Linked DNA regions of Mus musculus: all the other regions are linked to region 2. The links are chromatin loops, found by intact Hi-C in ENCODE. Cell type or tissue: heart. All regions are shown on one strand. Links, peaks and the distances in the headings refer to the core of each region. The heading gives the core; the rest is flanking DNA.

Region 1 (6,039 bases), core at 713-5,712, 350 kb after region 2:
CAAGGCTGGGTTTACAGAGTAAGAGCCTGTCTCAAAAAGGCTGTGTGTTTAACCATGTTTCCAGATTTCTATAATGGGCACAGCCAGTCTACAGCGACCAGAGTCAGTTCAGTGCCAGCAAAAGGATAGGCATCTCTGTAGGTCATGGAAGGTACATGTTTGTCAAAGCTCAAACTGCATATAGAAATTAGGTACACTTCGTTATTAGTTAGTTTTTCCTACCCGGATCTGGTTCTTGCCTTCCACCTTTACGTGGGTTCCGGAACTCTAACTCAAGCTGTCACCTTTTACAGCAGGAGGTTTTACCCAGTGAACCACCTGGTCAGCCCAGGCTGCCTTCTGTTTGCATATAAACATATTCTAATGAGGCTGATTTAAAAAAAAAAAAAAAAAAGCCAGGCATGGGGGTGTGTAGAAAGATTCTCTTATGTACAGTATGGAAGCATCACTTGTCAGTAAAAAAATGATGGCCTAGTAAAAAAGGCGGGAAGTAAGAGTTCTGTAGAGAGAGAAGAACTCTGGGAGCTACTCAGGTGAGGGTGATTCCACCAGCGGACTCTGAGGAGTAACTAACCAGCCACGTGGCTCGCATGTTATAGACTAGAGGGGCATATAGTTATGAGCTTGTCGGAGAACAAGCCCAAGCTTATGGTCTAGGCACTTGTTCATAACTAAGTCTCAGAGTCGTCATTTGAGATCTGGGGACAGGCGGAAAGCCTTCCTTCACAGGTATACACCTGTATTCCAGGGCAGAAGTCGGATCGTAAGCGGAAGGCCAGCCTGGTCTACACAGTAAGACCGTAACTCAAAAGACGAGCTCAGTCTGACATACACAAGACCCTGGATGTGATTCCCAGGCACAGAAGATCACTTAGCGGTGCATCTGAGCCCTAAGACAGAGTCTCTCTGGGCTCTCAGTCCCAGTACCTCTCAGAGTCACCTTAAGGACCCAGTGAGAGCAGCCTCATCTCCTCTCCAGCTGCTTCATATAAACAAATCTACAACATGAAAGTTTGTATTTTTATGTCTACCTCCCATCAAACCTGGTCTCTTACTGAAGCGGAACAACCTCTTCAGTGAACTGAGCTGTCACAGTGACCACATAATGTCCCCCTGATACGCCAAGCGGTCTTACGGGAGGTTACAAGTCCCCCAAAGAGTAAGCCAACAGCATTTTCCTGATGAGAGGGTCCTGTGTTCCCATCAGAGTCTCAAAAGCTAACCCAACCCAACAAGGCTGAATCTCTGCCTTGGAACCACATGCTCTCACTCAGCCCACACAACACAGAATGAAGAGGACAGGCCGGCCCCAGGCACTTACGTTCCTGTGTCTCAGCAGCCTCCTCAGCAGCCTCCGAGACAGCAGCTTCTCCCACACTGCCATCCTCACTGCCAGCTTCCTCATTCATTTCTGCATCACCTACAGCACTGTCATCTTCCTCTTCCTCTTCCTCCTCCTCCTCCTCCTCCTCCTCCTCCTCCTCCTCTTCCTCTTCCTCAGAAACATTCTTTAATGTAGCAAGCAGTCTGTGGTACCCTGAAACGTGCTCTTGTTCACTCTCTGATTCACTTTCAGAATGTGAAGAATCTGAACTCTCTGGCTAAAGAAAAATGAGAAATTAATATATATATATATTGTTGTCAAAATAAAAATAAGAAAGAAAATGTGAGAAATACATATTAGTGGAATTTCCTCAACCACAAAGAAGGAAATTATATCACATGCAAGGGGATGGATAGAATGGGTGATAAGGAAGTAAAAATAAGTCAGACTAAAGACAAGTAATATTTTCTCTTGCACAAGGAAACTAGATTTAAAAGAAATTAGAAGTCATGAAATCAAAAGGACAAGAATTTGGGAAGAGGAAAGGGATGAGCAGAGATGGAAGACAAACAGTCAAAGGAAGGAAATGAATACGATCAGATAATTTTGACTGGAAAAGTCCTTAGGAAACCCGCTACTTTGTATAATGAATATACATTAACTCACAGACAAAACAAAAATCCCTATGAGCTTTTCAGCAAATATTACAGTCTCATCTCTTGAACCAAGCCGGGCATGAAACTTAAATAAAACAGTTAACCAAGCTATGGTTCTAATTGACATCAGCTGCACGTGGAAAGAAAACTGACTTTTCAAACAAAATTTCAGGTTATGAGTTTTAACTTACATCTCAGACATCAGGTTTCATGTTGCATGATGTAAGAGGAGAATTACAAGCAAGTGTCACTGTCTGAGTCTCCGGGCCCCTTGTCCATTTTATACTGTGTGAAGCCTTTCATGCACAAGGAGCCAGCACTCTGATGAACCCCTTCCACAGAACTTAAGACAGTGTCATGGGGTAGTTTCCAACCATAGCCTCTCTCATCACATGGTAATTTCTACAGCTGTCTCCATCACTTACAACCAATTGGGTAGCATTACTAAAATCACAGCTCACACCCAAAACAGAGAAACACGGGGATGCAAACCAAACTTTACGTTTACACCCAATCTTAAAGGTAACAACCCAATTCCAACTACTATAAAGAAAAAAAGCATTACCAGCTGACAAATCTGCGGCTTGGCTTCCTTCTTGGAAACCCTAAAATAGAAATAGATAACATTAAACTTTAGCTGCTAGTTCGTAACAATCACGAAAAGGCATAATGATTCTGCTTTAAATGAATACCAAAAAAAAAAAAAATGTCCAATACAGGATAATATCCAGTCAGTGTAAAAAATGAAATTCTGCATGCACAAGGGCAGAGATGATCAGCAGACAAAAGGGTAACAGACAAGAGAGCTCAATGACATCTCTTAAGAAAGGATAAGTCAGAAACTGGCTTTTAACGGCACACCGGGGTTCACCTCTCAGGGCCAACTTTATCTCCCGACCTCCCGTCCTGTTTTTGGAGACCCTTACGCGGCCCTGGCTGGGCTAAGCTGCGATTTCGCGCCTGAGCCCGCGCGTGCTCGGATGACAGGCAGCACGGCCCGCGGTCTCAGCAGGTCCCGGTGCAGAGCGCACCTCCGCAGCGGGGTTCCCGTCCTGCACCGACCGGACCCGGCTCAACTCGGCCGGAACCAGCCCTCCCGGCGGCCCGCGCACCCCGACCTGTCGTAGAAGGGGTGCTCCTCGCCGAAGTCGCGGAGGTGCTTCTTCTGCTTCTTGGTCATGGTGCTGAGCATCTGGCTGCGGCCCCGGTTCCGGCGTTTGCCCATAGCGGAAACGTCAAGCTCGCCACAAACAAACAAACAAAACACAAGGTTCCCAGTGGCAAGTTGTCGCTGTCGCACGTGGGCACGCTGGCTTTACGGCGGAGGCGGGAGCCGTAAAGCAAAGCTGCTTTACGCCCAGAGAGTACGACAGGCGTTACACCCTCTGGTCGCTATACTGCCCCCTGCCGGAGCGCCTCTAGCACATAGGCGTGTCTACGCATGCGTGATCGGAACACCAGCTCCTAGGGCTGCAGGGACTGGCTGTCTTTCCGGGATGGAGTGGCTTGCTTTGTGCTTATCTTTTACCTTTTTTTTTTTTTTTTTTTTCTCCAAAATTGAGGAGGACGAGGTTGGTGGTCCTTTGTCCCTCTCCCAGGAGCTAAGAACTGAACCCAGGACCTTGCACTGGTTTTCAAGCACTAAGCGAAATCCACAACCGCGTGGTTCGCTTTGATATGTCAATGTATGCTAGCAGAAATGGTTGAATGCTACTCAGAAGAATAAGGACCATCGCTTAAGGGTGCCCGCACACCCCACTTAACGGCACACTGTCCAGACGGATCTAGCGAGTCAGTCTGTTGAGAAAGATGCAGACACCGATGCTTAGCAAGAAAGATCATTCATTAGTCTCTGGGAGTATGTGAGGTGATCCTCTCCTGACATTGCTTCTTTAACAAAAGCAGAAACACACAAGATAAAGTAGGATCTTGTATGTGTTATCACCCAAACGAGTGAAACTGTACATTTAAAGTTGATGTGTATTAGCCTGAGTGTGAGTAATAGCCTAAACGGGCCAGGGGCGTTGCTCGCTCATATGTAGGGTGCTTAGCCAAGGTACTTTTCAAATCCTGGGGTTTGATCTTTAACACTGAGCAAAACAAACCCACACAGCAAATAAACTAGTGGTGACTCACACCTGTGATCTCAGTCCCCGGGAGGCCGAGGCAAGAGAATGAAGTGTTAGAGACCTTTACTTAAAAAATAAAATTGAGCCGGGCATGGTGGCACACGCCTTAAATCCCAGCTCTTGGGAAGCAGAGGCTGGCAGATCTCTGTGAATTTGATGTTACCCAGGGAAAATAAAACAAGACCCAACTTCTCTAAATAAACAAAGGAACGAACAAAAATAGCTGAGGCCTGTATTTCAAGGACACACAGCAATAGGTGAGGCTGTTTGACACCACACAAAGACATACTTCCCTTCAAAACTAACCGAGGTTCAATGTAAACAAAGTACTAGCTCCAGCTTAGACTCAAAGCACAACTGGAGACATCGAAACATCTTTCTGTGGAAGAGTAGGGGTTTACTCAGGTCCACCTGTCCGCCCTCTGTTCCAGGGTCATCTACTACTAATAATTAGGGTGGGAGTGGGAAAGCCAGTGGTGGTGGGGGACAACCCCCCCCCCCCAGCAAAAAAGTATCAAAAGCCATGCAAACAGAAAGGGTGGTAGCCAGCACCTGGCCTGGCCTAGGAACTCATTAATAGACATCTGTCTTCTGTCTAGTTGAAAGGTATAGTCACTTAGATAAACAAAAGGCTGTTTGCAAAGTGTCCTCACAGGTTTTATGGCTCTGGTGACCGTGTAACCTGGCTCTAACCAATAAAAGCCATACTTTTTTCTCCTTTTACTGCACCCCAAGGGCCCTACCCCACACCCCCAGACATGCAGTTTCGTGTTCTTCCAGAGATCTCATCAGAAGCTGAAGGTTCCAGCACTTGAGGTGACTCTTGCTCTCACGTGGTTTCCAGCATGCAAATCTAGACTATTCCCAGTTTTAGGCAAAAATTCACCCTATCTCCATCCAAGTAGTCTCAGCATTGGCTTGCTGACTATTGGAAAAGAAGTCCCTTTCTTTCAAAGTATTGATAGTCACCTTCAATAAGGTTGACGGAGGGCCTATGTGACTATAACCTGACGGTTAAGAATTTAGCCATTGTCTCTATACCTCTGTGGAAGCTCTCTATGAGCACACATGTGCACATACATGTATACACATGACCTCCCCCCCCCACACACATACCTGGGAAGTTTTAATAAAGACAGGTTTTTCCCCTCCTTTTTTCTCTCTTTCTACTCTTAGAACTCATTTCTCTCCCCTAGGATATCCTTTTATGTATTCAAACTCAAAGTCTTTTCAGAGTTAACAGTAGTTCAGGAAGTGAGTTCTATGTTACTGTACAAAGAAATGCTAGTGGGTTTTAAGTTACTGTTCCTGGGCTGTTTGAAGTGAGGTGGGTAAAGGGCAAGAATATTCTTTAAGAAAAGAGCATTCAGAATACTCAGGAAGGCTTAATAATTTAAAAGAAAAAAGTTCCACAGAAATTTTCAAATACAATAAATAAAAAACTTGACAAAAAGATATGATAGACTTCACAGGCCTGCTACTCAGCCTCAGGGATTACCCATGAGCCTCAGGGATTACCCATGAGCCTCAGGGAACACCCATGAGCTTCACACAATTACCCATCAGCCTTGATATTACCCATCAGCCCCAGCAATTACTCCCTGAAGGCTACCCATTTTACATTTATTGCTCTACACCCTACAAATTTTGAAGCAAATTGTAATAATTATTTAATCTGTAAATATTTTAGTATACTTTTGTAAAAGACTGTATGATCTACAGAGGGAGTTCTGGACAGTCAAGGCTACACAGAGAAACCCTGTCTTGAAAAACCAAACCAAACCAAACCAAACTCACAAAGTAAGATGAAAATGATTGAGAAAGACACCCAATGTTGACCTGGGACTTCCACTTGTACACACACATACACACACACACACAGCACTACACAATAAATAAAATGTTAACACAAGAGCACATCAGAGAGCGA
Region 2 (6,039 bases), core at 499-5,498:
AGTCTGGAGTGAAGGTCCAAAGGCTGCTGAGAAAGGAGTGCACAGAGCTATGCCTGAACCTGTAGGAGCCAGGGCATGTGGTGAAATGTGATGCCATGCTATGATGTCACATTGTGATGTCACACTGTGATGTCACATGGAGGCATCTCTCATGGTTGTGCTCACAGAAAGGAGGGTGGAATGGAAGGAAGAGATTCCCAGAAATGTATGTTTTACTAATGCTGGGATTTTTATTTCCCTTCTCCCAGCATTCCCTGTCTTGGGACACAGCACCTGAGACTTGTGAAAGCTTATCACCCTGTGGAAACTTTCAGGGTTCCTCAGGCTCTGTTTGGAAGGTTCTGTGGTGATGGATATTCTCAGCCACCCCTGTCTCAGGTGAGTCTTTTCCTTGTCCACAATTGATAAGGGTAGGGAATAGAAATTTGCTAGGCAGAAAAGTAGCAGGGACCCCAAAACAGAGCTGTCACACTCTTGTCCTTGGTAAGAAGTGGGAAATGTCCTAGGTTTTGCCTTGGGCAGAGACCAGAAATGACAGAAGGGGTATAAGCTCTGATGGTTTGTCTCACCTGTCCTAACTTCTACAGGAAGCTGAGCGTGGGGGGGGGGGATGGGGGAGATGAGGGGGGAGGTGGGGGTGGGGGGAGATAGGGAGTGGGAGGGAAATGGGGGGAGGGGGGATCCTTTCTGGTGACAGTTTGGAACTGGATCCCTAGGTTTTCATGGTTATGCTATTCTCCAGCTCCCACCTAGCTCTTAAATAAATGTAGAGACTCTTGAGGGCAAGTTTTACAGAGTCTGGGAGGCCACTGAGCATGGACATTCCAGCTCTGTTCAGGTCCACTAAGGAAAAGCAGTCAGAAGAACAGAAGCGTCCTTAGACCTGTTGCTATGATAACACATTATCCTCCATTGTCTCCTGCCTTAAGACTTAATTAAGGGACTGGAGAGATGGCTCAGTGGTTAAGAGCACTGACTGCTCTTTCAGAGGTCCTGAGTTCAATTCCCAGAGACCACATGGTGGCTCACAACCATCTGTAATGTGATCTGATGCCCTCTTCTGGTGTGTCTGAAGACAGTGACAGTGTGCTCATATAAATTAATTATATATATAATACATATATATGTGTGTATATATGTATATATATGTGTGTGTGTGTGTGTGTGTGTGTGTGTGTGTGTGTGTGTATGTGTGTGTGTGTGTGTGTGTGTATAATACTTAATTCAGGGATGGAGGTGGCAGTCTGAGGGACTTGCCACTAGACTTCACAACCTGAGTCCAACCCTCTGAGCATACATGGTAGAAGGAAAGACCAGCTGCACAGGCTGCCCTCTGACCTCCACTTGTGTGCTGTGGCACATGCACAGGTCACACACATACAAAATAAGTACATACATATAAAGTAATTTTTAAAGAGTTCATTCAACCAGGCCTTTGCCACACACTTGGTCAAGAGACCACCTCTTAGGAAGGCTAATTCACTTAAAGAAAGGCACACGACTGAGATGGAAGGAATAGTATCCCCTCAGTAAGGTAATACACTTTTTCTTTCCAGAACGCCACTCTTGGTGTGGTCACTTGCAGGGTTTCCACTGTGGATCCTAACTTAGAAAAGCACAGCCCAAGCCGGGAAGTAGTGGCACACGTCTTTAGTCCCAGCACTTGGGAGGCAGAGGCGGGGGATTTCTGAGTTCGAAGCCAGCCTGGTCTACAGAGTGAATTCCAGGACAGCCAGGGCTACACAGAGAAACCCTGTCAAAAAAAAAAGAAAAGAAAAGAAAAGAAAAGAAAAGAAAAGAAGGAAGGAAGGAAGGAAAAAAGAAAAGCACAGCCCTGTCCTTCCTTTCTACCTCTTTTTTCTTGTGAATTCTAACCAAAGCCTAGCTTATGCTGTGCCCGATGGGCTGGGATTCCTCACTCTTTGAAACTACCCACCCTGCTTCCGCCGTGTGGCTTGCTCTCTCCTCCATCTTCCTCCTCTGGAAGCTCCCTGTCCTATAGGTTTTCTATCAAAACACTGGGAGGGGGGGAAATCCCAATTTCCCCAGTAATGCAATCGCACCAGTTCACAGTTGTATCCGCAGAAGTAAGGGTCCTTCTAGAGGGGTTCTGGGGGCTTGAGGCTTGGGACAGGGGCTTGGTGGGTAGAGCAGAAACAGGTGGGTAGGATTAGAAGCAGAAAGAATATATTAGAAGATAGAAAAGGGAATAGGGTGTAACACAAAAATATTTTTAGTAGCTTTTCCTGATGCTGTGCATGGGGTATAGGCTTTCCAGCATGACACCGCCTAACTTGGGCTTTCGCACCCATGCACTGTGTGTGATACACGGGGCTCTACACACTCTTTCTTGAAGTCTCATTAACATTTTAAGACTACACCCAGAGGTAGAATGTGTGCCTAGTCCCCCCCTTTAGATGCTGTGGGGTTCCTGTGAGTCTGTAGGGTGCCTGGTCAAGCTACTGCAGTCAGTTCTATTCAGCCTGCTGGGGATGGAGGGACAGGCCCAGTCGTGCTCTTTGCCAGTGAGTTTTTCTCATGGAAATTTTGCAGCCTTCGTGAGGTGCTGTGAATCTCACCTGCCTCCCACTCTCCCGCTGCTCCAATCTCCCACTGCCCCACTCTCCCGCCTCCCCATTCTCCCGCCTCCCCACTCTCCCACCTCCCCACTCTCCCTCTTCCCCATTCTCCTGCCCTGTTAAAGTGTCTTTCTACATAAGGACTTGGAGGGAGAGATCCGAACTGAGACAAAGCGTGTTTGATAAATAAATCTCACAGATCCTGATATTTCCAGAGAAACAAGGACTCTGCCCACCTTGGCTCTCACTCCTGCCCTCACATCCCACCTGGGGCAGCTCTGGAAAAGAAGCTGTGACATCACTTCCTTCCGGTGATTCTGGGTTGTCCAGCTTTACTCTGGGAAGCCTTTGGCACAGACTTCTATGAAGATCTAAGAGGGAGCTGGCCACATGCTAAGTCACCCTTACTTTCCCTGCCTTCAACAGCTCTTGGAAGCAGATGGGCCTTGCTGAGATAAAGAGGCACCACTAGGTGGCTGCCCGAGACCTTGCTGAGCTGGTGGTTCTGATCAGGCTTTCTTAGGCAGGGGGTGTGTGTGTGTGTGTGTGTGTGTGTGTGTGTGTGTGTGTGTATGCGTGTTTGTGTGTATGAGTGTGTGTGTGTGTGTGGCTGTGTATGGATCTGCGAGTGTGCATGAGTGTATATGTGTTTGCATGTGTGTGGGTGAGTGTTTGTATACACATTTTTGGCAGGGAGCTGTCCTGTAGAGAGAATGAGGATAGTGAAGTCAGAGGTCTGTATGAATATGATCAAAATAGATTATATCCAAAATAAAAATGTCATAATTAAGTCTATTATTTTATCGAATTAATGTACACTGAAAAAAAAAGGGAAGGAAAGAAATGAAGCCAAAATGCCTGAATTCACCAAGCAGGTTAATGTAGTGTCAGAGGGTCTTTCTAAGCCCTGGGGGGTGGAGGGAACACAGGGCACTGAGAAGCAGCATCCCTTGGTGGTAGTCATTGTTTTAGCTCATTAGATAGTTAGTTGTTAGCAAAGAAACTGAAGTGCTAGTCTGCTCTCATCCCGGCTACTAGAAATGAATCAGGAACACGGATGCTGCTGGAAACCCGAACTCCGCTAAGAAGCTGACTCAACTTCATTTTCATTCACAATCAGAAGCGTAATGAGCGCTTCATCACGCCACACCCGGGTGAGGGGCTGAGGACGCAGCTGTGAGCCACAGTCACAAGACCCCACTGCTCTCACAGAACTGGTATTTTAGATAAATTGATATTCACAGAGAAAAAAAAATTGTACAACTTTTCCATTGGGAACTCGATCTGTGTTTCCATGGCAACGCTCTTCCTTTTGCCCAGCCCTCACATGTAGAAGTGTGGGGTAATAAGATCGGCTTTATCCACCACAATTAGATGTCGCACAGGTTTCCTGGAGTGGGGCTATAATGGTTTACAAGACTTTCCACCTCTGGCCCACTTTCCTCTTGGTCATGGGGAACCTGGACATAGCATCTGGGGTGTGGGCCGCTCCTGAGGCAGAGAGCCCAGTGAACACACTGAAGGCTTAACTACACCACTGGGAAATACGAGGGAAAACTGTCCCAAACCCAGAACTCTAAGACTGTGGAAACGCTCAGAAATGAAAGGTGTGGCTTTCCTAAGCATTGCCAGCTTTCTCTCCTTCTCAAGCCAAGTCAAACATGATACAATGTAGCTGACTTTCAGACTTCCCACAGGAGGAAGTATACATTCTAAACCCAAGTGTGGAAATCACACTTGGGTCTGGAAGATGTCTAGTTTGAGCTGCAGGAAGTTAAATGCAGCTGGTCCCCTCAGGCTTACTCGTGAGCACATTGAAGAACCAGCTAGGAGACAGGCTGTGTGGAACTGCAGGACGTCGTACTTTACAAGGGGCTGGGGATCTCTGCAAAAGAGCCTGCCCAACTCCCAAAGCCCGGACAGACACAACCCTGGACACAACCTAATAGTGTCAGTTTCATCTGCTTCTGCGGTGTTAGAGAAGTGTTTCTTGCCTTCTTTGTTTGGGTTTTCTAGATTTCCCCTGACCTGTGCTGAATCCATGGTGCTAAGTACTACATATAGGAGGGGAAAAAATGTGACAGAGCCTGTCTGCAAAAGGGGTCAGTGTAGGTGTGATTGTTAAGGATTTCAAGACTGAATCATTCTTGATCATAGTGGGGTCTGAATTCAACAAGAAAGGAATAGAAGAAAGGTGGGGGTGAAAAGGGAGGAGAGAGGAGACAGAGAAACACATTCTCTGTGTTTGAGACAGATTGGATGATTCATCCACAAGCCATGAATTGAAGTGTGGGATGGACTTCCCCTCTGACTTTGTGCTTCTTGCCTCCAGAACTCTGAAAGTGTGCATTTCTGTTAGGCTAATGGGTGTGTAGCACTGTGCTATGTCACTAGAGGAAACTCAGAGACCTGCTTTCCTCAATTCTTGTTCTCTGGCTTTGGTCCTTCCTCGCCTGTGTGACAGGGTCACATCAGGTGTGGGAGAGCAGTGCTGTTGGGAAAGCATTTTCTCAACGATGACCTTCTCAGGAGACCCAGCCTCTAACTGAAGCTACCTCTGAGACACCCTCAGGAACAGCCTCTCAGATGCACTACAGCTGTCTTCAGGAGGACCCAAAATGAGACTGTATAGGAACAGAACACAGGGTTCCTCCACCCTTGGCCAGAGTGTGACACTTTTACTGGAGCCCTGTTCTTTCTGTAAAAGGAGAGGCTGTGTCTCTGTGAGTGCCCTTTGTAAGTGACTTTACATGGTATTGGGTGTCAGTGCCCTTTGTAAGTGACTTTACATGGTATTGGGTGTCAGTGCCCTTTGTAAGTAAGTGACTTTACATGGTCCTGGGTGAATTTAAAAGAGAAATGGAATTTAAAGCAATAGTTTGAGCAAACCTTGTACACTGTAGCACTCTTAAGGATATTTTGCTTTCTGTGTGGTTGTTGGCGAGTGTCCATAACAGGAAACAGAGCCATACTTTCAGGAGGCTTTCTCTGTGTTTGTCGATGCCATAGAAATCAACACACAACTTTAATTTGTTCCCCAAATGAAGGAGTAATAAAATTTTTAAAAACACTCAGGACAAGTCAGAGTGTCTGTGAGAGCCAAGAAACAGACTTAGTGTGTGTGTGTGTGTGTGTGTGTGTGTGTGTGTGTGTATTTCTTCACAGTTTTCCAAAAATCCTAGTCGGGACTGTAGATGGCCTTGGGTAACACATTCATCCCAGCAGTCTAAGAGAGCAACACATTACTGAAAGTATTTCCCACCCTAAGGGCTTCTCTCCATCAAAGCTGATGGCACCCACAAGGCTAGGCTCCAAGCTGTGGTTTTTAAGGAGCTGGGGTGGGCTAGGGAGATGCTCAGTCAATAAAGTGCTTGCTGAACAAGCATGGGGACCCGGGTTTGGATTGCCAGTGCCCAGGTAAAAAGCTGGACCCAGCAGCATGTGCCTGTAACCCAGAACT
Region 3 (6,039 bases), core at 663-5,662, 50 kb after region 2:
GTTTCAGGAATTTAGAAAGGACCCTGGAGAGAAGGGGTGGAAGGCAGGCGTTGAGAATCTCTGGAGATGAGGCTGGGGCCAGTTTAGATGCCCAGAGATTCTCTTCCAGGTAGACTCACACATCCTGAAGTGTCTCCAAACCACCCAGGACAAGGAGTGTCTGCACCGTGGAGACGTGTGCATGCAGGGTCTAGCCCCACATTCCAGGCACTGTTGTGCAGATATCCTCATGGGATGAGTCTACTCTGCTGATGAAGACCAGAGCTCAGAGAAGACAAGCCCAGCTTCGGGCCATAAAGCCATTGTAAAGCCAGGGGTAGAGCCAAGGTCTATGGATCCTCAAAGCTATAGTTAGATATGATGCCTTTCTAAAATGACAGCTTCTTCAAGCAAAAACAAACAGGACTCTAGCATTAGATCATCAGACACAGCTATAGAGATGATAGAAAGCTCTGTAGGAGATGTAGAGTGTGAGAGAGAGTGGTGTGTGTGTGTGTGTGTGTGTGTGTGTGTGAGAGAGAGAGAGAGAGAGAGAGAGAGAGAGAGAGAGAGAGAAGGGAGGGAGAGAGAAGGGAGGGAGAGAGAAGGGAGGGAGAGAGAAGGGAGGGAGAGAGAAGGGCAAAGAGGGAGTGGTGGTGATAGTGTGTGTAAGACAGACAGACAGACAGACAGACAGACAGGAAAAAAGGGAGTGGTGATGGTGGTGATGGTGTGTGGGGGGGGGGCCCGGAAAGGGAGATGAAATGTGTGTGGGTGGGTGGGGTTATCCCAGGCTATATAAAGAGCAAGGGTGGAGCCAGGGCTGAGGTCAGTGGGGAGGGACATGGCTTGGTTGGGCAAGAAACCTAGGCCAAAGTTTGGAGGACACAAAGCCAAGTCCAAGAGCTTCCACCCACCTGGAAAGCTTATGACACAGTGCAGTCACCCCACAATGGTGGGAAGGAATGCAGGATAGAGACTGTGCCTCTGGGCAAGAGTGAGGGAATCTGTAGCAGCCAGTACCATGGTAGAGGGAGGAAGAGAGTGTCTTCTTCCTCGATGTAAAAATTGAGATGTCCTCTGGAGCAGACAGACAGTGCAGGGAGGAAATGGGGAAGAGAAGAGGGATGGGTGGGGTAGGATGGGAGGAGGATGAAGAGGATGAAGAGAGGGTGAGTAGGCTGGACGTCTTTGAGATGCCACTTGGAAGATATGGACAGAGAATCCCTCCTGTAGCTGGTCCTCCATACTGTCCAAGGCTACATCTAAATTTTGGACTCAGTTTATAGGCTGGGCACCCCTGCCCCTTAGGCCTGCCTGCCTCGGGATTGGGGACATCAGTCAGCTTCTCCCTGAACCCTCAGCATAGAAGCAGGAGATGTTCCCCATCTCTCTAGCCTCTTGTTGCTCTAATTTTATGATTGTATGAAAATAAGGTTCCCAAATTGCCTTTAATTAGCTTTAATAAGACAGCCTTTTTGCTAATTAAAACGATTATTAAGAAACCATTTATTGAGAATAAACACAGTGGTTAGGACCTGTGAGAATTCTGAACTCAACAACAGTAGCCAATACCAAGTCCCTGCAAAGCAGCCAGGTCACCTGACTGCCTGCTGACCTTGAACAGGGTGCTTCTCAGGCTGAGGTCCAGTGGTGCCACCTTCTTCCCTTTGCAGGACTGTCAGACACCTTAGGATGGGTAAAACAGGTCCGCAGAAGTTAGCACCCAGCTTTTTCTGGGCTCTGCTTGATCGGATAGCTACTTGAACTGTAGTGAACTGTGCTGAGTCACTAACCACCGAGAGCTTACATCCCAGCGGTAAAGAGGGAACGTGGTCCTGGGTGGTGGCCCCAGGGGCCCAAGCCCCCTTGAAAGTGTTCGAAGGCATGGGGAACACATTCTGAGAACCCGGCCCTGTGGATGACACGGAGCTTCGAGATGACATAGCCGGACGGCTGATCTCAATCACTCTCCTCCCTGTGGGGAGACGCTCAGCCAGTCTGCAGTAGAGTTCATCGATGCCTGGCTCCCGCCAGGAGCAAGCGTGCAGCCAAGTGACCGCGGAGGCGCTGAGGTGCACATCGGTTCTGGAGCCCAGGTTCCCGCCACAGCGCTTCCTCTGCCTGCTTCTCACCCTCCAGGGACCACCCAGCTGCCACAGCTGCGAGAGGCCTATGGAGGGCTCGCCCTTTTGTCCAAACCCCATGGCAAGATGGGATTTGGAGGGGACCGGGACACGCGAAGAGGGGGTCACCGAGGTAGAGCGCAAGGGGCCGAGCGTATCTGGGCCCTGTCCGCTTTTCGAGTTGCGAGTTGCGGGTCCTGCTGAGCCTTGACTTCCTTTTACAGTCCCCACAGGAGACCTCCAGGGGCCTCGGAGGCCTGGCAGTAGTCTAAACACAGCGATTTGTTTTTTATCTGTCTATCCATCTGTCTGCCTATAGTTCAGTTGAGCTTTCCCATCTTTCTTCCCATGGGCTTTTAGCAATAAGCGAGGTGAGGCTGTCCAGTCGAAAGCTTGCAACAGAAGCATTAAGCAGGAATGTGTCCTTGACCCTCTGAGCCAGGGGAGACGAAGGCCAAGCTCTAAAGCCTCAAACTCGAGGGCTCCCGGTAGGGCCCTGGCCTCTCGCTCTGGTCCTTGGTCGGGGTCAGGGCGCGCCCTGGGGTGTCCAGCCCGGGACAGATAGAACCAGTGCTGACGCTTCTGTCAACTGTTGGAGGCCTAGGCCAAGCCAAAAAGGTCTGGAGTATAGAGTGAGGCCTGGCCCGGGGAAAGTTCCCCTGGTAGTTCCGAGGTGTGGACCCGGCTGAGAACAGGCGATGAAAGTTAAAAGGACTGTGGTTTCAAAGAAGGCCAATCTGGACGCTAGGATGCTGAGCGCGTGAGTGCCCAACCTCTGCAGGTGAACTGAGGCAGGGGCATCAGCATCCCAGGCCTGGGGACGCAGTCCCAGGCAGGCGCGCACCCGCATGCACGCACATGCACACGGCGTCACCGACATACGCCTGCACCCACTGTCTGTGCCTCGCGAGGCCTGCTGCCCCGGTGCACGACAGCCGGCGACCGCGCGCTCCTCCAGCCCCGGGCGCTCTGCAGAGCCCCCGCCCGGCCGCGCGGCGCTCGCTCCGGCTCTTTGTTATGTTAATTCCCTTCCCAGCTGGTGCCAGCTGCCTGCACAATGGGCGCCCGGAGCCCCGCCAGCCCTCGCCAGCCCGTGAGTGGGGGCGGGGAGGACCGTGCACCCTATGTGGATGGGGCGGGCTAGTCCCGCTGAGTGAACGCTGCGGGGCGAGCAGCACCTCCCCCCATGCCGGCGAAACCGCGCTTCTGAGGCCTGCGGAGCGAGCTCTGATGCTTTCCAGTCGCCGGGACTGCCTGCCCTCTAGGTGCCAGGGCTGGATGGAAAGTAAAAGGCTTCTGGGCGGCTCCAGACCCGTGAGGATGAAAGAGGACAGCCGCTTCCAGACCACACAGCTAATCCCGCCATAAACCTCGAGTAAATACCGGGAGAGAAGGAGCAGGCCCGCTACAGATGTGGAGTGCAGCCTCCGGGGATCCCCAAATTAAAACCCGGGCAGGAGAGGCACTTGGACCACCACCAAATGACACTAATTGGGTTATGGGACCATAATCTTAGCTGGTAAGAAAAAAATCCAGTTACAGTCACAGCTGCAAGGACTGTCTTCATAAAGCTGCAGAGGGAACGCGGGCTTTTTTTTATTACGCATAAACATGAGGAAGAGGCTCAGGGTCCCCGCCTGCATGGTGCGGAGAGGCGAAGGACTTTTGTGCCGGGAGCAGCAGCGCTACATGCCTGGCTGGCTCCGGGTGTGCAGGGCTAATGGGCTGGGAGTGGATGGGGTAATGTATTGAGCTGGGGAGCAAATCTGCCTGCAGGAATGTAGTTCCAGGATAGGAGAACAGTCATGGGCAGTGCGAGCGCGTGCAGGCGCGCGCGCACCCTTCCCCCCTCCCCCTACACACTTGGTGGGGAGAACAGATTAAACGATACTAGAATGACTGAGTTAAGCTTAGATCTATAATAACTGGAGTTGTAAGCCGGGCAGTGATGGCGCACGCCTTTAATCCCAGCACTTGGGAGGCAGAGGCAGGCGGATTTCTGAGTTCGAGGCCAGCTTGGTCCACAGAGTGAGTTCTAGGATGGCCAGGGCTACACAGAGAAACCCTGTCTCAAAACAAAACAAAAAAATAGTAGTAGTAGTAGTAGTAATAATAATAATAATAACTGGAATTGTGAATGAATTCTTACAACTTCCATGTCAAGAAACACTCACATGGACAAATGATCGGGGTTGCTTTAGGATTCTTCAGTGACAATTTCCAACAGCGACCCATGCCACCCTCATTGTGTATAGCCATCTTGTCTAAAGCCAGTGAAGGTCAGGCTGCCTGCAGGCTCTTACTGGTTTGAATTATAGCCATGGAAAAATAGATCTTTTTTTCCTTCAGCTGTTGGTTTTTCAAACTGTGAGAAGCAAGAGTTTGGAGCTGGCCAGCCTGGTGTCCCTGGGCAAGCTAAGAGTTTCCTTTATCTGGCATCCTCAATCACTGGCTTCGGTCACCCTTAGGAGCCACACAAGGAAGGAAAAGACAGCAGACCCTCATCTGAGACTCCAGTCACCCTTGGCCCCCAGATGCACATAGCCTCCAGGTGTGCCAAAGTGGCCAAGAGGTAGAAGGTTGACAAGGTGCAACATTTAGTCAGAGGTCTTCCTGAACCACCTATGGGCCTGTAAGGTTACTCCAAGAAACCCACTGGTTCAACAAGCTGGACGATTCCTGGGAGGAATCGTTTCCTTGGCTTGTTGATAGACAGGCATATCTCTAGGACTCTCTGGGAAAACCTGCCACTGACTGACTGGTGTTCTGGCTCCTCCATGACTCTCAGTGGATACAAATTGCAGGTATTCCTAGAGTCTCATTCCTGGGGCTGGTGGTACAGCGGGAGATCTCTCTTGATTCTGAGACGTCCCAGGGTTACCGTGATGTAGCACTGGAGACTCCAGCATTAAACTCCGGTGGTTGCTTTCCCAGTTCCCTCCAGTTACAGGGCCTCTGTTTTTTTGCTCTCAAGCCCTACCAATCATCAAGCCCCAAGAGAGGTATGCCTCACCTAGGGAAAATTATTCAGCTGAGAAACAAAGAGGTGAAATGTGATTTTTTGAATGGCATACCACTATCCTGAAGTCATCAGTTGGGCTGAGTTTAAAGATGACACGCCCAAAAAAGGATGAGACTCTGAAATAAGGAACACCAACCATATGATCTGCTATCAAAACTTCCCTCTTAGAAGTGGAAACCATGGTGTTGTGGTGTAGCTCAATTGGCAGAGTGCTTGCCTGGCATGTGTAAACCCCTGGGTTTGGTCCCGGCATGATATAAACCATAACCAGGTGTAGCAGTACATGTCTGTAATTCCAGGAGACGTAGAGATGGGAGGATCAGAAGTTCAAGGCCATTCTCAGGTACACACTGAGTTCCAGTCTGGGCCACAATGACTGTCTCAAAAAGAAAAACAAAAATAAATGACAATAAAAACAGTGCAGAAAATACCCTAGTTCCTTCGTCATAGGGTGGGGTCTCGGAGTTCTGTTTCAAATGCTGCTTTCATCTCTCCTGTGAGTTACAGGCACACAGGAGGACTGGGCTTAAATCATCTAAAGAGTTTAACTTAGCACCATATTTTGGTGGGAATTTTCTTCCCCTGAATAAAGACTATGTCTAAAGGAACTAACCATTCACTGTGGTAACACAACCAACCTGAACTTTGGAAATTGTACGATGACTGATGAGTTAGGAGATTGTATCTTTTCCCCTGTAAGGGGCACCTCTTATCCCCTGCACACAGCTAGCGTTCTAAATGGTTCTGTCTTCAAAACAAACTGCATTTATTAAGGATAATGCATCCACCTCATAGCCAGTTTCTTCTCGTTTCGTGATAACTGTGTTAACCCAGAGGTGATTTAATTCCAGCCCAAGGAAAAGAACTCTGACACAGCTTTGCCCGTGCAGCCGTTTTTAGGAACTTCATGAT
Region 4 (6,039 bases), core at 629-5,628, 300 kb after region 2:
GGATAGGAAGCTTGGGCTACAAAGCAAAAACAAATCTCAGAAAATAAAACCCAACTGAAAGGCTGTAAGATCTTGTATTAATTCCTCTGTGTGTGTGTGCCCGTGTTTAGGCCAGATGCTGATGTCAAGCATCTTTCTTAATTATTCTTTATTTATTTATTTAGATTTATTTTATGTGTGTGAGTATACCGAGAACAGGGCATCAGATCCCATTTACAGATGGTTGTGAGCCACCGTGTGGTTGCTGGGAATTGAACTCAGGACCTCTGGAAGAGCAGTCAGTGCTCTTAACCACTGAGTCATCTCTCCAGCCCTATTTTCTACCTTATTTTTTGAGGGAAGGCCTCTCACTGACACCTGGGACTAGCTAATCATGGCAGCCTGACTGGCTAATGAGCCCCAACATATCCTTTCCCTCTCCCCTGTCCCTCCTCCTCAGTACTGGATTATAGGAGCAAGCCACCATGCCTGTTTTTAATGTGGTGCTGGGGATTTAACTCCAGTACTCGCCAAACATGGCAAGCACTCTGCAGATAAACTATGTGTGCTTTACTGATGAGCCATCTCCTCAGCCAGCCCCATATTCTGGCTTTTAAAATGAGTACCTTTTGGAGCCAGAGAGATGGGTCAGTGGTTAAGAGCACTTACTGCTCTTGCAAAAGTCCCATATTTGGTTCCCAGTATCCACATCAAGGTGTTCACAGACACCTATAACTCCAATTTCAGGGACTCTGGTGCCCTCTTTTGGCCTGTGCAGAAACCAGCATACATACAGATACCCACACATGCATACATAAATAAAATGAAAAGAAACTACCAAAGACAAGGTGCTAGAGAGATAGTTCAGCATTTAAGACTACTTGCTGCTCTCGCAAAGGCCCTGGGTTTGTTTCCCAACATCTGTATGGCAACTTACAATCATCTATAACTCCAGTTACAGGGGGCACAACACACTCTCCCGGCCTTCATAGGCACCTAGCATGCACATGGGGCACATACACATACATCCAGGTATAACGTTTGCATATACAGATGGAAAGTGAAGACACTAAAGGCTTACGATCTAACAACGGAAGCTGGCAGTGCCAACTCCAAGGGCTACCTCTCATTTAGTAAACTCTTGTGTTAGGTTAGCTTAAGAAAAGGAGAGCACACCTCTGGCGTGCCAGACTATCATGACAGTCCTCTCACTGGGAAGGGAGTTGAAGTGTTCTACCATTGCCACTGTGGTGCTGCCTCAGCGGTTACTGGGAGACAAGCTGTTTGCAGATGGTGACTTAACAGCACCGGCCAGTGAATGACAGAGAGCCATGCCAAAGGCAAATCATAGGAGGACGAAGAGATGTTCTGGCTGGGGCTGGGAGGTGGGCAGCTTCACCAGAGAAAAGGTTGGGCACTCAACAGACAGATACATCCTGATCCCTTCCCAGGATAAGCTAAGAAGACTGGATTGTGTGCTGAGGACAAAGGGTACCCACTCTCGTTGTGAATCGGGAGGGCGATAATCACATCTATATTTTGGGAACTCCCTGAGAGCATTTCTGTTGCTAAAACAGAATGTGCAGAGCTGGATCATTTATAAAGCAAAGAAGTTAAGGTGGGGGAGATGGCTCAGTGGGTAAAAAACCTACTGTACAAAGACAAGATCCTGAGTTTGAGCTCCCAGCACGTGTGTGGCAGTGATATCTGTAATCCTAGAACCGGGATTGGGAGACAGGAAGATCCTGGGGGGTTACTGTCCAGCCAGTAAAGCCTGATTGGCAAGCCTCAGGTTCAGCGAAAAGTCCCATTTCAAGCAATATGTTAATAAGCAAAGTAGATTACAATAGAAAGACCACCTAACATTGGGCCTCTGTACATAGACACGGGGTGCCTGTACTCACAGATGCACAAAGACTGCGCACACATGCATTTTTAAGAGGAAAAGGGCATGTTGGCGTTCCCTGACTATGATAAACTACTTTCTGCTCACAGCTTTAGAAGGCTCAGTCTGTGGTAGGACTTTGGGCAGAAGAACATCTCCAGGTTGTGTGGGAGGGGTGGTGATGGTAAGAACACACCACTTCCTTTGTGTTGGCCTGGAAGCAAAGAGGAAGGAGAGGGCTTGGGTCCCAATAGGCCCATCAAAGGCATATCCCCAGTGACTTAACTTCCTCCCAGCAGGTCCTTCCTACCTCTTACGTGGTCAGTCTCCAACAGAAGCCCCTGTAGGCCCATGGTTCTGGAGAGTGGAAGTCCCAGAGCTTGGCTTTGGCATCTGCCTTGCCTCTGGCGAGTATTGGCAACCAGAAGAACTGAGTCAAACTATGCTCACCATGTAATCTAATTATATCTTTATACCCTGTGGGGAAGGAGGCAGCTATATTTGTCTTCTAGGAGAGCAAAGAAGGAGAGCAGCTGCTAATCTATCAGAAGGTAGCAAGAGGACAGACAGGCTCGGGAGGGTTCTGGGGCTGGGGCATGTTTGTCTGGTTTTGTTGCTTTTTGTTTGTTTCCTTAATGAAGTTCAGACTGCGTAATCCTGATAGCTCGCAAACTGACTGTCCTGCTTTAGTCTCTCGAGGGTGAGATTACAGGTATAATTGTAGATGTTTAGTAGGCAGAGAGAATGTCTGTGAGGGGCAAGGAAGGCAAGCAGGTCCCCAGAAGGGAATCTGGGAAATGGTAGAAAGGAGTCAGGAGCCAAGATCAGGGCTGAGAGAAGCTGTGCCTTAATAAAGACCATGATTTCTGTCTTCCAGTGCACAACGACAGTCTGGCAAGGCCCAGAAAGACTGACAGCTACAGACTGAGAGAGGGCCAAGGAGGTGTGGCTGGGGGATAGAGCTGAGTGGAAGAGTGCTTGCCCAGTACTCTCAGTTCAACCCCCGACACTGGTAAAACAGGCAAACTGATTTCAGATCTGCTGCTGCTTCTTAGGAAAGTTCTGGAAGCTCTTCTGCACTGCCTTGCATGTACTCTCTTTCCCTAATACCAAAACCTTTCCAAAAAGTCTCCAGACCCTGCAACTGACAGCAGTTCCTGGCGACACCATTTACTGTGTGATGCCCAAAGGTTGATATGACACCTCTCAGTGGAAAGAGCCACATCCCAAGCCAAGGAATGAGCCTGGTGATCCTTGTCATAGTGGAGCAGCTGAGTGGCTTCTGGCCCAGGGAGTTAGAAGTGTGATCTTGCTCTTCTTGTAACAGGCAATTACAGTCTGTCCTATGGCACCAACTGACACACTGAGAGAGACAACATGTGCATGCTGCGTCCCCTGCCTCATCTCCACTAGCCCACTGCTGCTGTCCCCATCCAGAAAGGTTAACTTTCATAAGGGGATTTCATAAGGTAGGTCACTGGCATCCACTGAGCCTGTGCGGGTTTCAGCTTTTCCAGTAAACACTCCTGGTCTTTGGTATATAAACCCTGAGAGCTCTCTAGGCTGCCTGAGTGGAAAATTTTAACAAGCTGTTCCTTCAGCTGCAGAGCCACACAAGATGTGATTTTCTTAACGTGAGTGTTTCCACAGAAGCTAATAGATGGCCATTACCCAGCTCTGGACACAGCCTATTACTTAGTTTGTTCTCATCAGCACTAGCAAAAGGTCCATTTGCAACATCAGCCAACAGCTGGATTTATTATGTCCAGTTCCATGAATAAGCAGATGGACTGTTGCTGGCACAGACTCCAGGACTGCTAGCTGAGCAGCTGGTGCTGCCTCTGCCCTCCACGGCTCCTCTTAGCAAACATCCCCCACTCAAGGCCACCACTTGCTGTTCATAGGCAACATGCAGCCGACCCATGATGCCTCATTATTTCTGAGACAGGGAGACGACAACAGGAGGAGCCAGCCCAGGTTTAGGCTGAGGGAGACAGTGTGAAGCGGAAACATGAGACTTGACTTAGCTCTACTTGCTCTCAGGCACCACTGCAGGGCTGAGAACTAGGTCAGCAGATGCGGCCAGCTACACGCGCTGCTCAGACTCTCATACCAGAGGAGCAGAAGCATCCCCACACTTTTAGGCCAGCTGGGATCCCAGAAACCGGAAAAAGAGACTACAAAGCCACGCCCCTACAGACTCTGAATAGGTACAGAGAGGGCTCCTTAGCTAGAGGAGTGATAACTCTGGAGAAGGTGCCTTTAGCTCCTTTTCAGGCCTCCATAGCCTCCAGTGGAGCAGAAGGAGCCTGTGGACACACAGGAGCTTCCTTGGCAATGCCCTCATTTGGTTTAAGACAGGTCTCACTCTGCAGCCCAGGCTGACCTAAGAATGACGATGTAGATCAGGCTGACTTTCACCTCGGAGATCTACCTACCTCTGCCTTCTGAATCCTGAATTAAAGGCATGTGCCATCATGGCTGGCTGTATTGGTCATTTATTTTGTTGCAATGGTAAGATACCTAAGGAATGCAACTTCAGGGTTTATTTTGTTGCAGTTTTAGAGTGGAGTCCACTGTGGTGGGGATGTCTTGGTAGCAGGAACTTGAGGTGGCTGGTCTCAGGACTCTGCAGTCTGGAAGCAGATGATGCTCAGCTCAGTCTCCATCTTATGCAATCTAGAACCACATAGCCCAGAGAACGGGGCCATCGCCCACACTTAGGCTGGGTCTTTCCACCTCAGCTAGTCTAATAGATAACCCTTCACAGACTTTTGCGGAGGTTTGTTTCTCTGGCAATCCTAATCTCATCAAATTGACAGTCAAGATTAGCCATTTTATCTGCTAGATGTGGTGGCCCACACTGTAGCAGTGAATTGGTTAATTCTCTTTGGCTCCCTGACACAGGCACGCATGCACACCAGCTAATTTTGATAAGCATTGACTAGCTCTTTGGTTGGGCACTTCTTTATTTTTTTATTTTTTATTACATATTTTCCTCAATTACATTTCCAATGCTATCCCCAAAGTCCCCCATACCCTCCCCCCACTTCCCTACCCACCCATTCCCTTTTTTTTTTTTTTTTTTGGCCCTGGCGTTCCCCTGTACTGGGGCATATAAAGTTTGCGTGTCTAATGGGCCTCTCTTTCCAGTGCTGGTGGTGGTGGTGGTTGGGCACTTCTAAACCTGCCCAAAGCTAGCAAACACTCCCACTCCCCTCCAGTATTCTTGAGTTAACATCTTTTAAAACCTATCTATATTTCATCTCTACTACCCCAGAGCCCTATCCTTCCTCCGCCCCTGCCCCTTCCCCCAGCGGCAGTTTGGTTGCCTCACACCATGCAGCATGCCCTTTATTCACCTTTCTTAGTGTCCTCACCACTGTTTTAACCCTAACCTTACTCTTATTTGATTGTTACATGTTTCTGTGTCTGTGAATGTACGAATGCTGCAGGGTCGTTGGATCCCCTGAAGCTTGAACCAATGAACACGGCTGCTGGGAACTGAACTCAGATCCTCTAGAAGAGCAGCAAGGGCCCTTAACCACTGAGCCAGTTCTTCAGCCCCCTAAAATTCCTTCTAATTTTATTTAACATCTGTCGTTACCATAACAATCTCTAGATTTTCAGGCCCCCATGTAGGATGGGGGAACGTGATGATGTAAGACTGGTTTCTGCTAGGCTGAGGGTTGTGGTTTTGATAACAGAGGCCATGTCACTCGTAAGTGCTGTTGCCTACTGTTCGCATGCCCAACCAACAGCCACTGAGCTGAGAGGAAAGGTGAGACACAGGAAGAGCAAGTGCTTGGCCACAAAGGATGGAGAGAGGATGAGAGGAGGGAGGAGGGAAGAAGAGAAATGGGAAATGCACATGAGAATGCACTAACAGAGCCCTGAGTGAGGCTGAGTCCTGGCTGCTTGTGTGGTGAAGGACCCCTGGGAAACTGTAGCAAGGAGAAGCTTGTTCCCAACAGAAGGAAAACAGACCCAAACAGCTGCCGCCACCGAGTGCCAACAAAAGGATGGGCTATGAGGTGCTGGGCCGCAGGGGAGCACATCGATTCGAGCCACAGATTTCTATTTTCTAAGAGGATGGGAGTGTGCCTCACAACAGAGGGCTGGCCCTGGTCCATCAGCCTCCCCAGGGGACCCTGTGCCTACAGAGCAGCTCCGTG

Evidence for each region. Peaks named below come from ENCODE experiments on the same cell type or tissue, not always from the same donor. Only the 100,000 strongest peaks of a DNase experiment are listed, where the experiment ranks them.
Region 1: a loop joins it to region 2, with 2.1 times the contacts of the local background. A loop is called at or near these places in 14 of 42 quality-filtered maps.
Region 3: it touches region 2 in a loop (1.9-fold over the local background); 4 of 42 quality-filtered maps call a loop at or near these places.
Region 4: it touches region 2 in a loop (5-fold over the local background); 4 of 42 quality-filtered maps call a loop at or near these places.

The regions. Positions count from the first base shown.
Region 1 is chr1:193,126,946-193,132,984 of GRCm38, forward strand. It overlaps Utp25 (UTP25 small subunit processome component), which reads right to left and starts at 3,306. Exons shown (of 12, transcript NM_145415.2): 1 at 3,099-3,306; 2 at 2,546-2,585; 3 at 1,322-1,601. The coding sequence starts at 3,205. In heart, for the core only: a CTCF peak has its summit at 3,385 (motif pointing left); a DNase peak (open chromatin) is centred at 3,386; H3K4me3 peaks cover 1,942 bases; H3K27ac peaks cover 1,250 bases.
Region 2 is chr1:192,781,527-192,787,565 of GRCm38, forward strand. It overlaps Gm31078 (a long non-coding RNA gene), which reads left to right and starts at 175. Exons shown (of 3, transcript XR_373900.3): 1 at 175-205; 2 at 315-378; 3 at 3,618-5,570. In heart, for the core only: a CTCF peak has its summit at 3,025 (motif pointing right); a DNase peak (open chromatin) is centred at 3,015; H3K27ac peaks cover 1,016 bases.
Region 3 is chr1:192,831,700-192,837,738 of GRCm38, forward strand. It overlaps A730013G03Rik (RIKEN cDNA A730013G03 gene), which reads right to left and starts at 3,514. Exons shown (of 1, transcript NR_155503.1): 1 at 1,420-3,514. In heart, for the core only: a CTCF peak has its summit at 3,109; a DNase peak (open chromatin) is centred at 3,222; H3K4me3 peaks cover 2,326 bases; H3K27ac peaks cover 2,084 bases; H3K27me3 peaks cover 3,440 bases.
Region 4 is chr1:193,083,486-193,089,524 of GRCm38, forward strand. All of the region lies in intron 3 of Gm31406 (a long non-coding RNA gene), which reads right to left. The region is part of intron 2 of Gm39747 (a long non-coding RNA gene); the gene reads left to right. Among named protein-coding and RNA genes, the nearest start is that of Gm31406, 9.1 kb to the right of the region's middle. In heart, for the core only: no CTCF peak of the experiment used is centred there; DNase peaks (open chromatin) are centred at 2,256, 2,846, 3,176 and 3,626.